Regions from separate parts of the Homo sapiens genome. Here all the other regions are linked to region 1. A link is an interaction called in ENCODE POLR2A ChIA-PET data of the cell type or tissue named here. Cell type or tissue: MCF 10A. All regions are shown on one strand.

Region 1 (4,000 bases):
GAAGGTGTTTTCAGTTTGGCCTTCTTGCCAGGCACACTTGAGCCTGCACAAATTCTGTTCCCCACGCAGAGACAGGGAAAGAAAGCTGCCTTGCTGTTAGGACTGTAAGACTACACCCAGGATCTCAGAACAGCACTTCCCCCACCAATCTGTCCACGGTGGCCTTAGCCAAACCCGAGGAATGAAGGCTTAACGGGAATGTGTCATAAGAAAAATATTCCATTAGAGTTTTCTCTCCCAGATTCCACGCCCACATTTCTGCCTGCCTGTTGGACATCTCCAGTTAGATGACCCACAGGCACGTCCTTACCAAAACAACATGCCCAAAACGACACTTCACTCTCTCTTCCTGTCTTGGGTAGTGTCACAAGCCAACTGAAAAGCCTGGAAATCCTCCTCCCACATCTCACCCCTCCTGTTAGGAGGTCCTTTCCATTGCAAATACCAAATGGCTCAGATTCGATTCTTCCTCTTCGTGCCGCACATATTGACGTTCAGGGCTTCAAGATCTCTCGCCTGGACTATTTCAGCAGCCTCCTAACAGTCTCTCTTCTCCCAGCTCCCGCCTCTGGCTCCTCTGCATGTTAAGAGCAAAGTCGCCCCAAAGCAGGAAATGGGATTACTCTCCTATCGTGATGAAGCCTGTGTTGCCTCTCCCAGTGACTCAGGGATGGAGTGTGGACTCTTGAGTTGCCATGTAAGGGCCCAGCCCATTTCCCCAGCTTCATCTCGCCATGAACACCCCTCCCTCCAGAATCCCAAGCTGCTCACGGGTTCCCTAACTCCTCCTTAGGCATTTGCTGGTGAGCCTTTGAACAAAATCTTCCCTCGGTCTGGACCTTCTCTTCTCCCCCTTTTTTAACCTGGAAGATTCCTACTTACCCTTCAAATTCAGCTGAAAAGTCACCTTCTCAGGAAAGGAAGTCTCCCTATGCCCTCTTCTTTCCTCCCAGAGCAAGTTTTCAGTGCCTTTTGCATCATAATCTATTAGTTCATCTTGTGGTTGTTGGTTTATATATTTACACTAAATGCTTTTCAAGATCAGGGATTCTGCCCTGTTCACTTCTGTACTCCCAGGTGGACATGGTGTTTCTTCAGGAAAGAGTGCTTGGGTGGGTGTGTATATAATGCACCAACAATGCCACAGAGCAGCCCTGATATGGTTTGGCCATGTCCCAACCCAAATCTCATCTTGAATTGTAGCTCCCATAATCCATCCCCACATGTTGTGGGAAGGACCTGGTGGGAAGTAAGTGAATCATGGCGGCAGGTTTTTCCCATGTTGTTCTTGTGATCGTGAATACATTTCACAAGATCTGATGGTTTTATAAATGGGAGTTCCCCCACACATGCTCTCTTGCCTGAAGCCATGTAAGATGTGCCTTTGCTCCTTCTTCACCTTCTGCCATCATTGTGAGGCCTCCCCAGCCATGTGAAACTATAAGTGCATTAAACCTCTTTTTCCTTATAAATTACCCAGTCTCTGGTATGTCTGTATTAGCAGTGTGAGAACGGACTAATACAAGCCCTGTACACTAGAAGCACTGCCCTTTGCTGTAGCTTCATAATTCTGCCTAAGTACTAGAAGGTTGATGCTATGAAAGGTGGCATTCAAGGCTCCAAATTCACCTTTATCTCAAACTTCTTTCAATAGAACTTGTCTCCTTTCTTTACCTGCCTTCTTATCCCCTTTCTCAGCAAATCTCTGAAAGGATGTCTCTCAGCCATAAAAAAAAACATTGTATTGTGTATTTGCTGGCTACAGAAATTTACTTTCCTGTGGAATCAGAGAGAGAACTGATCTTGTTAAAAGGCTCTAGCTATAATCCCTTAGAGAGAGGATCCACTGAGTAGAAAACTGTCAACAGTATAAAACGCTGACACTTTAGGTGTCTATTTCCACACCCAGCCATGTTTACGTATGATATTTAGAACCAGGATTCAACTGACCCTGGCACTCAACAACCTTCGTTCTAATTTCTTCCACGTTGAGTTTTGTTCCAAGTTTCTGACCGTTTCTACTCTGGAAGGTGGCCAGGGTCCTGGGGTGGCCACGGTCATGCCAAGTCTCAGTGCCCCCTCCGCTTCAGGGGCTTAGACCGCCACTTGGAATGCGTGCATTCTGGCAGGTGCGGTGCATGCAGGGGTCAGACCCCTATGGTTTGATGAGATAAGAGCCTCCTGCACAGAATCTCATTTTTTCTCCATCTGCACCGCCATTTGGGCCTCGGGCCTCATGACTCACACAGTGGCTATCCATCTGCCCATTTACTCCAGAAAGAGAAAAGGACTTCTTTGCACACAGTGAGTCATCGTATCACATTTCAGAGCCACCTGCCTGACTCATAGACTATAGCAGAGCTCTGTAATAACGGGGCTCCCTATTGCATGAAGATGAATATTACTTGCATATGACCCTTTACACCCCCAAACCAACTTGATATTCCCACCCTGAGCCAATAATGGGATAGGTCAGGGTTGGCAGATTTTTGTCCTCCTGTTCTTGAGTCCCCTCCCTGCACCTTGAAGACATGCTAATTGATGGATGAGCTTTCCTGTGCTGAGGCCAGCAGAGGCCTCAGCATCAGAGTTAAGACAACACTCCCAGCGGCAGCCCTTCACAATTGGTCAGACTTGGTTCCAGAGGTTAAACCATATTGATATGCTAAGGTTAGATTGGGAAGACAGGACTGTTTTCAGGGTGGGCACTGTGGTCTCCAGAAGGCTACCCTTCTTTTCTTATATAGTTAATTATTTGAATCAGGAATACAGAGGGAGGTAACATACACACAGGGTACGAAACTCAAAAGGTATGCAAGAGTATGTAGTGAAAATTCTCTTTCCCATCTCAGTTCCTCAGTTCTCCTCCTAAAAGTAACCAATATCATCAGGCTTTTTAAAATTTTTTTTATTTTTATTTTTTTTAATTGAGACAGAGTCTCACTCTGTTGCTGAGGCTGGAGTGCAGTGGTGCCATCTTGGCTCACTGCAACCTCTGCCTCCTGGATTCAAGTGATTCTTCTGCCTCAGCCTCTCGAGTAGCTGGGACTACAGGCGCATGCCACCATACCTGGCTAATTTTTGTATTTTTAGTAGAGACAGGGTTTCACCATGTTCGCCTTGCTGGTCTCGAACTCCTGGCCTCAAGTGATCTGCCTGCCTCAGCCTCCCAAAGTGCTGGGATTACAGACATGAGCCACCATGCCTGACCAGGCTTTTTAAAATGTGTATTTTTTTCCATATCTTATATTGACAGATACACACAAATATACACAAAAATATTTTGTGTGTGTGTATACATAAGTGTATGGATGTATCTATAGATAGATAGATAGATAGATAGATAGATAGATAGATAGATGATGACTGATTGATAGATAGATAGTAGGTGGGTAGGTGGATGGATGGATGGATGGTTAGATGGTTGGATGGATGGATATATAGATAGTAGGTGGGTGGGTGGATGGATGGATGGTTAGATGGCTGGATGGATGGATGGTTAGATGGCTGGATGGATGGATGGATAGATAGTAGGTGGGTGGATGGATGGATGGTTAGATGGTTGCATGGATGGATGGTTGGATGGATGGATGGATGGACAGATTGATAGTAGGTGGGTGGTGGCTAGATGGATGGATGGTTAGATGGTTGGCTAGATAGACAGTAGGTGGGTGGATGGATGGATGGATGGATAGTAGGTGGGTAGGTAGATGGATAGCTAGATAGTAGGTGGATGGGTGGATGGATGGATGGATGGTTAGATGGTTGGATGGATGGATGGATGGATGGATGGATGGATAGACAGTAGGTGGTCGGGTGGGCAGATGGATGGATGGTTAGATGGTTGGATAGATGGATAGATAGGTAGCAGGTAGGTGGGTGGATGGATGAATGGATGGTTAGATGGTTGGTTGGGTGGACACATAGATAGATAGATAGATATGCTATATTAGTTTCTAGGGTTGCTGTAACAGTGTGCCACAAACTGGAAATTTATTAT
Region 2 (4,000 bases), 69 kb before region 1:
ATAAGCAAAATGCTTAGGGGTGCCTGCAGATAGAGGACTGTGGCACTCTGTGGTGACAGTGAAGGAAAATGTGTTTGATGTCATCTTGTCACAGAGAAAGGCTATCTGTCAGACCTCAACTTAGCATGAGTTTTTCTTTTGTAAGTATGTAAGATATTTTCAGAAATGTTTTAGAAAAAAGATTGTTTTTTAAACCAAATTTTCAGTGTCTACTCGAAAAAAATGGTACACTTTTTTTTTTAATGAAGAATGTTGGATACCAAAATGTAAGAGATTTCTAATAAACAGCCCTTCTCAGTTGGTACAGACTTCAACACCTGGTCTAGAAGTTTTATACTATTGGGCATATGTGGGGTGTGGGAATTATTGTTTGTTTAGTATTTTTGCAAAAGCAGGCTTGGGTTTCTTTCTGATTCTTATTTAGGTTTGAGAGAGAACTGCCATAAGAAGGTTTTTGTTTTTAGCCAATTTTGACTTTTTCCCTTAATTTTTAAATTTCCTCATCTGAAATATGGCACAATAGGCCAGGCACAGTGGCTCACGCCTGTAATCCCAGCACTTTGGGAGGGTGAGGCAGGTGGATCAACTGAGGTCAGGAGTTCGAGACCAGCCTGGCAAACATGGTGAAACCCCTTCTCTACTAAAAATACAAAAATTAGCCGGGCGTGGTGGTGTGCCCCTGTAATCCCAGCTACTCAGGAGGCCGAGGCATGGGAATCACTTGAACCCAGGAGGTGGAGGTTTCAGTGAGCTGAGATGGCACCACTGCACTCCAGCCTGGGTGACAGAGTGAGACTGTGTCTCAAATAAGTAAATAAATAAATAAATAAATGAAATATGACACGTGACAATGAAACAGAATTGTCTTTATGAGATTTATGTCTTCTCTTAGCCAGAGATTAGCCAAGCATTTGTTCCTTAAAAATGAAAAGTCATGATGCCTGTGTAGTGAGCCATCTGCTGCTCAGCAGACTGCATAAGAGACTTGCCAGCCACTTCTGCTTTTATATTTATGAACTGACGTTCACTTCTTAGATGGTAGGAATTAATCCAGTGGGACTCTACTTTGAAAGTAAGTTTCTTATGGGAATTTACCTGCAGGCTTGGCAGGCGAACCCTTTGGGCAGAATAGTGACTCCCAAGCACCATGGCATGTTTGTTTTCGAGAGTTTTTGTGTCCCTCCTCTGGTTCTTCTTCCTGGGAGCACCACCTCCATGCTCATATGCATTGACATAGAAGTCCTTTCACCACTGAATGTAAAGAGCCAGCCTAAAAATGAGAAATTAATTTACCTTCGCCCCAGGGTAGCTTAGAGACAGCTTTTAAATTTTGATGTTAAAAAGCACTTGGAAAGACAGTTCATTTTGGAGCCTGCGGAAGGAATTACTTTAGTTAAGGGCTTAACGTAAACCTAAGTAGCAGACCATTAGGCAGAGGTCTACATTTGGCATTGAAACTTAAATTTCAATACTATAATGAAAATTTCCACCATAAAAGAGACTCGGGTGTCTGATTTTCATCGTTATGCAATTTTCAGCTCATAATCTCAGAATCCGTAAATGCCTTTAGGATCTAATTTGCAAAGAGAATTACGTATTGCAAGGAGCCATGTAAAGTATATAACTAGTTCTGTGGAAAGCAAAGCTGTGAGTGACATCTAATTAGGCTACAATATCAATGTGCTTTGGCTCTGGCACTCATCTGTCATTACTTTGAACAAGCCATTTGACCTTTATATTATATGTAGGGACCATACCTCTTCATTTGCCTGTTAGTTCTGTTGCCCTGGTATAAATTTAATTGCGCCTTTCTGCTTCAATGTGCTGGTTTGGGTGATAAGTTATATGATCACTCACTATATACAATCTAGAATAAATGATAACACTTCATCATATTAGTTTCCCAAGTGTCTTTTTCACTAAGTTGATCATCTGTGGACCAAGGACCATCTAGTTGGCCTCTCAGAATAGTGTTTGGCTTTTGTTTGCTACATAGTGCTTGTCAAATGAAGGAATCAGCTTCTCAGGCTGCATCACGAGCCTGTAGGATTTGGATCCGTGAAATGTATGTGAGATCACCAAGCATAATGCTCCCCAGTGAAAACAGGACTCATCGAATGCCAAGACGCTCAGTCATGGTTGATTACCAGACCACAGAAAACCTGGCAGAGCTGGCACGTCAGTAGCAGACACGTACATGTATTTGATATGCATGCTCACCCATAGCTGCCTTGGAGACAAGGTGCTGTCGGCAGACCAGAAGTTGGGAAAAATTTCTGATAGGCTTAGGATCTGGCTGGCACTGCTGTCAGGAATAACAATAATACTACAAAATATATTTATAGTGCTTTTCAGTTTTCAGAGCCACTTGAAACAGTTTGCAGAGTGTTTCATTTGATTTTGGCACTAACCCAAATCATAGCACTTGGCATACTGTACTATAGTTGCCCATTTTCTTCTCTGATTCCTGCTCTAAGCTGTAACGTAGGTCAGGCCCACACCTGTTTCTTGTTCACTATTGTTTCCCCAGCACTTGAGGGTGCTCTTTCCAGGTGTGTGATAAATACGGATGGAAAGCATGATGAGTGCAGGGCAACTACTATCTCCTACATTTTCTAAATGAGGGACACTGAGGCTCAGAGGGCATAAGTGGCCTGTTCAAGTCTGTGTGGCAGTCCTTTTTTTTTTTTTTTTTTTTTTTTTTTTTTGAGACAGCATCTCACTCTGTCACCTGGGCTGGAGTGCAGTGGTGTAATCTCTGTTCACTACAACCTCCGCTTCCCAGGCTCAAATGATTCTCCTGCCTCAGCCTCCCAAGTAGCTGGGATTATAGGTGCATGCCACCATGCCCGGCTAATTTTTGTATTTTCAGTAGAGATGGGATTTCACTATGTTGGCCAGGCTGGTCTCAAACTCCTGACCTCAAGTGATCTGCCCACCTCAGCCTCCCAAAGTGCTGAGATTACAGGCGTGAGCCACCGTGCCCAGCCTGTGTGGCAGTCTTAACCTGTAAGCTCCTGTTCAAGCCTGGACCTTTGGATTCAAAGTTCAGTGCTCTTTCTGTTGAATCAGTACCCAGAAGAAGGAGCATTGTGTTCATTGTATGAGGGTGACAACTTTGCAAGAAACATAGAAAGATGGGAGACTGCAGTTCCTTCCACATGGGATTTGCTTCCCCTACCTACACTTGCTAACATCTGCTGTTTCTTTTAGGATCCACTGAGTCCTCCTCCAGGGAGCCTTCCCTGCTGCCCTGCCCCTTGACTGGCTTAGGTGCCACTATTCAGCGCTACTACAATAGCTGGTGCTCATTTCTGTCGTTGTACTTAACAACAGCTGCTGCTGCCCATGGGGGCTCCCTTGGTGCCAGACACTGAGCTGAGAGCTTCACATTTCCTCACGATTGCCCCAGGAGGGAGGCTGTTCATACTTCGTTTTTCAAGTGGGAAACTGAGGTTCAGGAAAGTCATCTAACTTGTACAAGGTCACCCAGCTTGTAAGTGGTTGACCTAGAAATCATCTGACTCTAGGCTGCTGAGCCCACCACACCCCACTTAACTATATGATTTTTTTTTTTTTCCAAGGAGTCTCACTCTATCACCCAGGGTGGAGTGCAGTGATGCAATCTGGGCTCACTGCAACTTCCGCCTCCCGGGTTCAAGCGATTCTCCTGCTTCAGCCTCCCAAGTAGCTGGGATTACAGGCACCTGCCACCACACCTGGCTAATTTTTATATTTTTAGTAGAGACCCGGTTTCACCATGTTGGCCAGGCTGCTCTTGAACTCCTGACCTTAGCGATCCACCTGCCTCAGCCTCCCAAAGTGTTGGGATTACAGGCGTGAGCCACCGCGCCCAGCCATTTATCATGTATCATGATAAATACATGATTATCAGACATTAATATACCAGCTTTCCCCCACTGGACTGCACACTCCTCAAGGGCTGGCATGAGGGCTTATTCCTCTTCAGCATCTAGTACCTTTCCTGGCACCAAGGCAG
Region 3 (4,000 bases), 150 kb after region 1:
GGCAAATACCTGTAAATATTGCATTACACAATTACTCTTGATGAAAATATTACCAGGATGTCCTCAGAAGGGTAAATGCTATTCAGCACAAACCTATTTTGCTTATTTAATTTGCCCACCTAAGTACTAGTACACAATGAGAACCCACTGCTCATTAAAATTAGGAATAATCATTAAAGTAAAAAAGAATGTGCTTTAAGAACTAAGCCTAAGCCTCAGACCTTGTCTAAGCTTAATGTAAATTAAGATTTCCTGGGCTGTTTCAGTCACCTGCAGGCCAGAGTAGACTAAGATTTATGTAACTAACCAATTAATGCAGATGTTCCGACTTTCACATTAGGCAGTCACATTAAAGTAAACCCTTTTGATCCAATCTTTCCTTCACTAAATCTCAAAAGGCCCCTAAAGTGATCTCTACCCACATATCCATTTCACTATTAATACAATTTGCATTTAACCTACATTTATGCAAGGTATATTTCAGAATAAGTCTTTCATAAAATGTATAAACATTAAATAAGTAGCAAAAGTGGTCAGACTAAAATACATGTAACACAAATAGACAAGACCAAAATAACATATGAATTATGTTACCAATTATAAAAATACAAGGGGACTAGCCATAGAAACATCGTAAGTAATTTCAATAAAATCTGACCACATGCTAGTCACATATTTCTGCATTAGTCATTTCACACTAAAATGACACACCTGAATACACAGTGTGTTTTAAAAACTTTTTTTACTAATCATGTAGCCATAACAAGTTACAGATTTAAAAAATAAGATTCTCATCATAAAGCTAAAAATAAGTGAAAATATATTTAAAAAGAAATCTCCTTTAACATTCAGAAATCACTTTACATAAATGAGTACCAGAAATATTAAGCTTAAAAAACACTGAAACACCCATTGCCAGAATCTTTAGAAGGAAAAGAAAAAGAAAAAAGGTAGGAAGTAAAGAAAGTATCCATGGGGGTGAGGGTAAATCACAGTCAAAACAAATCTCTTCTCTTCGTATTTCCTCTTTTTCTGAGAAAACATTCAACATGATGTTAGCAGAATTTGCTTCATTCATTCTGTATTTGTACAGGTCTTCAATTTCATTACTTTTATAAAACCAGATACAGATGCGATTACTAATGAGACATTAAAATCTACATAAATTTTAGTAGCTTCATTAAGTGCCAATCATCACTTAATTTTAGACTCTGCCGAAAACTGAATTTACAAGTTCATCCTACATCATTCATTCTCTCCAATAATCCCTCCCTTCAGGATACGAACAATTTTTTAACACTAAAATTTCAACATAATCCCAATAAAAGCTCTAATACCACCTAAAACCATTTCTGTTCTCTACCTCTGTCATTAATGCTTAAATGAAACAAGGCTGAAAATCAAATAATGCAGAAATGTGCCTTCGTCAATAAGTTTATGCTAAATGTACTGAACTTCAGTATTTTTAAAAGCATATTAAGTTAGAATGACTAGTTTGTTTTACTTAAAGAATAGATTTTGAGAATAAGGTTTCTCTTGTTTTACTATAAATGAACTTAGAAAATGCTTTACTAAGCTCAATCATAATATTCATAATTTTACAATTTTATGTGATAATTCAATGTTGTGGTGGAAGGAAGGAATTGCCTCTTCCCACCCCCAGAGAATAAAGTGAGGATTTTTTTTTAAGTATTCTGATAAAAACAATTTTAGGTGGCATTTTAAAAAGTCAAATTGCAATTTATAACTTTTTTTAATTTAAAAGGAATTCAAGTTATTAGTGGCATTTAATATTTTTCTTCGTAAAGTCAGAAGGTCAGTATTCAAGTTGTGGTCTCAATGTGTTGATTATTTGCTGATCACTCAGGGTCACTGGTCATAGCAAATGTTTGGCTACAGTCATGTAACATATAGAGAAGAGAAAGCAACTAATTTTAGCTATATCAGGGCTGTTGTTTGGAAACAATAGACTAATTCAATGATGGTTTAAAAGAAACACTGTTTCAATTTATTTGGATGAAGCTTTGTTTTGGGTAATCATAGTTCCCAGTGCTAAGTTAATGCCATAAGGTATAAAATCTTCAAATATTAACAAAATACCCTGTATAAAGTATTATACCTTCTTGTTAGGACACAGACTACTGATTATATTTCCCAATCACAGATTGGCATAAAAATAATAATTTCATTTGATATTAAAGAACTTCTAAAGAGCCGCATCATCATTGCCTTGCCTACTACCTCCATAAGGTTATGGGACCCAAATTAAAAATACGTAAAGATACTTTATGTCATGAAGTACTATAAAAGTTAAAGCATTAAAATCACCTTTAGTGATTTAAGAGTAACTATGTTCATCTACTTATACTCTATATCCCAGATTTTATAGGGTTTAAAAGTTCATAGCAAATGGAAAATAAGTTTTGTCCCTTGCCTTTTCTTTATAGTAAGGAAAATGAAAACCATGCCATGATGATTATCAGGGCAAAATCCATTAATAATCCCCAAGAGTTTCCTAAGATGTTTTATTTTTCTTTGTATAATTACATGTTTTATAAATCAATTTAAGAGTTTCCTACAGATAGCTTAGTCAAATCAACCGTACTTAACTCTTTTAAGAAAACCAAGTATGCGAATTCTATTGCCAAAAATTTGCAATTGAAAATTTTAAAACACAGCATGTCTTTTAGCATTTAAAACACAACAGCTTATGCAATAATAAAGATCTCAAATCTCCTTACTGAAAAGATTTTAAACCTTCAACTCAGGTTGAAGTAGTGTTCTTCTAAATAAAGGATAATTATTTAAACAATAGATTAGGAGGTAGTTCACATTAAGACATGTAAGAACCAAGGTTTTTTGGTTTTTTTTTTTTTTTTTTTGACAACTAAGCCTTTTAGAAGAACAGAACATAGCCTAAATCTAATTCTAAATTATTTCCCTAACAAGAAAAGCTTCTTAAGTACAGAGGAAAGAAAAGAGACATCCTCCAGGTTAGGATAGCTTTCACAGAAAAAGGATTTTCAAAAATCTGAATAACTAGTTAATGGGAACGATGAATATCACTAACATTTAAGAAAAAACTTCAATAGTTACATACAAATAAATCACTGTCTACCATGTCTTCTTTTAAAAAAACCCGCTGATTAATCAATCTTGTGTCACTACAATCCACATTTTTATATTTTCCTTCACAACTAAAATGGATATAAAACCTAGCATTTATCTGAATTGGGGATGAGGTTACGGGGTAGAGAAATTCACCCCTACCAACACGTATATCTACATTTAGAACTTTTTTCTGATAATTCCATTTTCTGACCTTTTTGGGTCAGACAAAAATATCAGTATGCTTATAAACGACTGAGTAAAAAAAAGAGAAAAATCAAACGAAAGCTGAAAATTGAAGCTTAACAATTTTGGCCATCAGTTATCTACTTGAGAACTTGCAGGAACATTTGAACGTAAAATTTTGTTTTGCACCATGTTGACACCAATTCCTCTCTTAAAGAGATTGATCAGCAGACATAACTTGTCTACTTTATGGCAAGAACCCTGTGAGCAAGACCTGTGTCTAATACTATGGTCTGGTACACTGTTCACTGCATTGCTTTAGCAACTTCAAAACTCAAATTCTTTAACAGAAGATTCAGTTTGAAGAATAGGGCTCTTTGTTAGTACTTCTGCTTTTAACTCTTTAATCTCAAGCTAACACTTAACGAATTTACAAATAAGGCAGCACAACTTTTGACTATGTAAGTAAGGGTATCATTTATTGTAATATAAGAACATATTCTAAAACAGCTGAATGACCATGCACAACACAATATGATATTATGAGACATTATACTCTCCTGAATTTATATAATTTTTCGTTAAGATATCTGTTAATGAGCAACATTATTTTAAAAATGTTAAATAAAATCCTCACCGTTGGCCAATGGGATACTGAAAACCACTATTTAAGGAAAAAACCTGAAATGGTTACGTACAGATGTCA
Region 4 (4,000 bases), 100 kb before region 1:
CTGGTGGCAGGAAAAAAGTTCCAGCTAGACCCATTAAATGAAAACAAGCCATTCTAGGCGCATACTTTTGGCACTATCACCAAGTGAACAAAGCAGATACCATTAAGTATGATGTGAGTCTGCTTCGTTAAAAAAGTACATGTCTGTGTGTGTGTATATGTATATATTCCTCTGTGTAGCAGATCGATTGGACATTTACACACCAAAATGAATACAACTGGAGCGTGGCCCATACGGGATATCTGTGTGCAGATGCAAATGCTTTTCTAGACTTTCTAAATTGGAGAGAAATGCATATTTCTTATATATTCACTTGGTTTTAAGTTATTAAAAACAAAACTCCCTAATTGCACCTTTCATGTACTATCTCAAACCCATTTTGCTGTGAGTCATGGTATAAAAGTAGGTGTGTAGTTTCCTTCTAATGAGCAAGAATATAAGCCGTCTGTACGTGGACTCCCTCAGATCCCAGTCAACTGTAAGTTAACGGGAAACCAACTTTTCCTAAAAGCAAGTCTCACATAGAAAAGAGGGCTGTCTTGTGAGTAATACAGTGTCCATTTAACTCTGATCATTCAACCCCCTAGTCAACATTCATCAGAGGCCCATTCCTCCTTTGCGGTTTCTGAAATGGTGTTTTAGGGCCAGTCTTCCTCATTGTGCCTCCACGTCTCTTTCCTGTGGATCAGTGCAATCCCAGGCCACCCACAGTGACTTCCCCATTCTCTCATGAAATTCAGTTTTATTGGCATTTTTTCCCTTTGCAAAGAAAAGGGTTATTACAGGTGCTGCAGGGAGTCAGTCTGTCCACACAGAACCAAAATCAGAAGTCGTTTTGCTGAAGATAATCTGTCAAAGGTTTTAATATCATCTTTCATGTACTATGATCAAAACAACAGATTGACTCTACTTTTCACTTTTTTTTTTTTTTTTTTTTTTGAGACAGTCTTGCTCTGTCGCCTAGGCTGTGGAGTGCAGTGGCACGATCTTGGCTCACTGCAACCTTCGCCTCCCGGGTTCAAGTGATTCTCCCGCCTTAGCCTCCTGAGTAGCTGGGACTGCATGCGCCCGCCACCACGCCCAGCTAAATTTTGTACTTTTAGTAGAGATGGGGTTTCACCATACTGGCCAGGCTGCTAGTCTCGAACTCCTGACCTTGTGATCCACCTGCCTCGGCCTCCCAAAGTGCTGGGATTACAAGCATGAGCCACTGCGCCCGGCCTACTTTTCAACTCAATGTATAGAGTCTATCATCACCCAAACTCCTTTTTAAGATTTTTTTAAAAAAAAAACATTGTCCAAACTGTTTTTATATACCCAAACATATTACGCAGACTGCTTTTTAAGTTTGTTTTTATCATAGGGACTGAGGCTGCTGGGTCAGCCTGAAATGAGACCACCTCAGATTTTAGTGTGGCTTGGCATGTCACTATTATCAGGAACAAGAGCTACAGGGGGTAAAAATTGCTTCAGAAAGTCTGATTCCAAGCTTCCCATGTACTTGGGTATTTCCCAGAGATGGTAAACTCAGAAATTGCTGTGCACTCATCACTTTTTATTGCAAAATTCATTAAGCTGCTGTGCTATTATCATCCCATCTTGTCAAGATGATACATTACAGACTTCATTGCAAAACTTTAACAAGTAGGAGAAAGTACACCTCTCTCCTGACCACAGCACAGGAAAGCCTCTGGGTATTTTGTGTTTGCCTTCCTATTTTTTTTAATATAAATCTCCTTGTCTTTGTAAAACTTCGCTCTGTCTGGTAACTCCCTTTTCTCCTTGTTTGATCATGTGGAGAGTCTGTTCCCTCCTTTTGGCTCTATGAGGCATCCTGAGATGCTGTTAAAGAACAGTCCTCTTGCCTCTTCTTTTTGCCCTCTACTCTTAGGCACCATGGAAAGTTGGGATATTAGCCTGTATTCTGACAGAGTCCCATGCATGGGGGGAAACCTCCCGCAAATGTTTCGTATTTACCCTCCAGCTCTGTGTATTCAGTGAGCCAGACCTGTTCGGGCCTGCCAAGACGTGTGAATTTGGCTTGGCTCTGTGAGTGCTTTCCTGGCCTCGCCTCTGGGTTCTGTGATAAACAGAGCTCCTGCCTCCCCTGTGTGATGGGGTTGCCATTAGAGTGGGTCGGAGTCACTTGGTAAATATGGAAAGTGAAGTCGCTTAGCTCCCAGATTTCCATGGCAACCCCCAGAACAAGTACAATATCACCAAAATTATTCTGCGGCTTTCCTTTTTTAGTTGCAGTGATTTGGTTGCATACTCATGTTTTTCCGTTCCTGATTTGTACAAAAAACAAAAACTCTGCCCACTGTCATCAGTACTTTGGTTTCAAGGACATTTATGGTCCCTGTCTAAAGCACCTGAAAAATTCAGTCACGCAAAACTACCCCTTTCTGTTCCAGCAGCATAAATTTTTGACTGTGTATTATTCCCTTATATTTAATATTTATCTTATAACCATTCACGGAGCCTTAGTGTCAGTGACCCATGGGCTAGGCACCAGGAATGGATGGCTAATGGTGACCTCACCTGCCACGTTAATGGATGCTGTATGGCCAGACAGCATGTCCCTGCCCTCGGGTAGTTTGCATCCTTAAGGACCAAGTTCACATGCAGTTTGTCACTCCTTATAGAACATATGTTTGTGAAAGCACTGCCAATGCATGCTTACCATTATTTGGGGATTTATTTTATCATGTTCTTGTTGCTGAGGTCTTGTTTTCTGTGATTGATACAAAGACAGATTCCTGTTGACAAACATGTTTGAGGCGGGCAAGCATTCTCACTGACTTCAACCAGTTTAGGCATACTCCTGAGTTGTGGGCATTCTTTCCTTTTTGACATGGTCCTCTGTGATCTTGTTGACTTGACTCATAACTAGCTGTTTTTCTTTTGAAGCCCACTAGCCTATAATTTTTTTCCTTCAGCAACATAATTGCCATCAGTCCTTCTTATACCTTCTATGAGGATACCAGAGCTGGATTGAATCATCAGTGACTCAGGGAAGTCTAGCTATGTTATTTGAAGGATTTGCTTAATTTTAATTTTTATTTTTTAAAGTGTCTTCTAGGCTGCCTGTTCTTGTGCGCTTCTGTCAGGAGCAGTACTCATTTGCCTAGCTGATGAAAAACTTTCCTGTTTCGAGTGACATTACGGGATCATTTTTTCTTTATTATTATTATTATTTTTTAAAGGAGGCAGAGTCTTGCTCTGTCACCTAGGCTGGAGTGCTTTGGCACCATCATACCTCACCACAGCCTTGAACTCCCAGGCTGAAGCAGTTCTCCTGCCTCAGCCTCCCAAGTACATGGGACCACAGGTGTGTACCACCAGGCCTGGCTAATTTTTAACTTTTTTTGTAGAGATGGGGGTCTCACTGTGTTTACCAGGTTGATCTCAAACTCTTGGCCTCAAGTGATCCTCCCACCTTGGCCTCTGAAGGCGATGGGATTACAGGCATGAACCACTATGCTTGGCTCATTTTCTCCTTATTTCCTAATTGACTCCAAATGCTGTAAAATTTGTCTTGGTATAGTTTGCTATAACCACTAAAACATTTGATTGGCTGTTGGTCTTATTCTCTACTCTTTCCCTGGAATAATCCTCACCTGCCTACTTACCGTCAGTAAAGATTGTCAGCCTTTTGGCTTTGATCTTCTACCTAGATGTTCTCAGTCTCATTATGTGTTGTCTACAGATGATGAGACCTTTCTTCTACAAAACTGTAGTCGTTTTATAGTCAGGGAATGCCAGGTTTCTGGGTTTTCTTGTCATATGGCCCAGCAAGGGATACCAATAAAGAGTCAGCCTTTCAAGATGCATATTTGGCCCTCTTGGCTGTAAAACTATGAAGCCTTATGATACATTTTTATACCCTCCTTTACTAATGGATAGTAAGGGAGAAAAATAATCTCCTGGTAACATTTTAGAAAGACGAATATACTTTTAGCAAGATATTGTTTTTAGTTTGTAGAATGATAATCCTCTC

The links. ChIA-PET counts read pairs that join two places held together with the same protein. Peaks named below come from ENCODE experiments on the same cell type or tissue, not always from the same donor. Only the 100,000 strongest peaks of a DNase experiment are listed, where the experiment ranks them.
Region 2: POLR2A ChIA-PET joins it to region 1 with 10 read pairs; 6 of 35 experiments call an interaction of 5 or more read pairs at or near these places.
Region 3: POLR2A ChIA-PET joins it to region 1 with 16 read pairs; 10 of 35 experiments call an interaction of 5 or more read pairs at or near these places.
Region 4: POLR2A ChIA-PET joins it to region 1 with 37 read pairs; 4 of 35 experiments call an interaction of 5 or more read pairs at or near these places.

What each region holds. Positions count from the first base shown.
Region 1 is chr5:143,243,926-143,247,925 of GRCh38, forward strand. LOC124901100 (a long non-coding RNA gene) reads right to left here and starts at 1,157. Exons shown (of 2, transcript XR_007058982.1): 1 at 1-1,157. In MCF 10A, no CTCF peak of the experiment used is centred here; DNase peaks (open chromatin) are centred at 226, 616, 1,276 and 2,276.
Region 2 is chr5:143,175,310-143,179,309 of GRCh38, forward strand. All of the region lies in intron 20 of ARHGAP26 (Rho GTPase activating protein 26), which reads left to right. Among named protein-coding and RNA genes, the nearest start is that of ARHGAP26-IT1, 15 kb to the right of the region's middle. In MCF 10A, no CTCF peak of the experiment used is centred here; a DNase peak (open chromatin) is centred at 2,132.
Region 3 is chr5:143,395,494-143,399,493 of GRCh38, forward strand. The region is part of intron 2 of NR3C1 (nuclear receptor subfamily 3 group C member 1); the gene reads right to left. Among named protein-coding and RNA genes, the nearest start is that of NR3C1, 6.2 kb to the right of the region's middle. RefSeq lists a silencer at 3,542-3,611. In MCF 10A, no CTCF peak of the experiment used is centred here; DNase peaks (open chromatin) are centred at 2,008 and 3,598.
Region 4 is chr5:143,141,218-143,145,217 of GRCh38, forward strand. All of the region lies in intron 19 of ARHGAP26 (Rho GTPase activating protein 26), which reads left to right. Among named protein-coding and RNA genes, the nearest start is that of ARHGAP26-IT1, 49 kb to the right of the region's middle. In MCF 10A, no CTCF peak of the experiment used is centred here; DNase peaks (open chromatin) are centred at 1,604 and 2,014.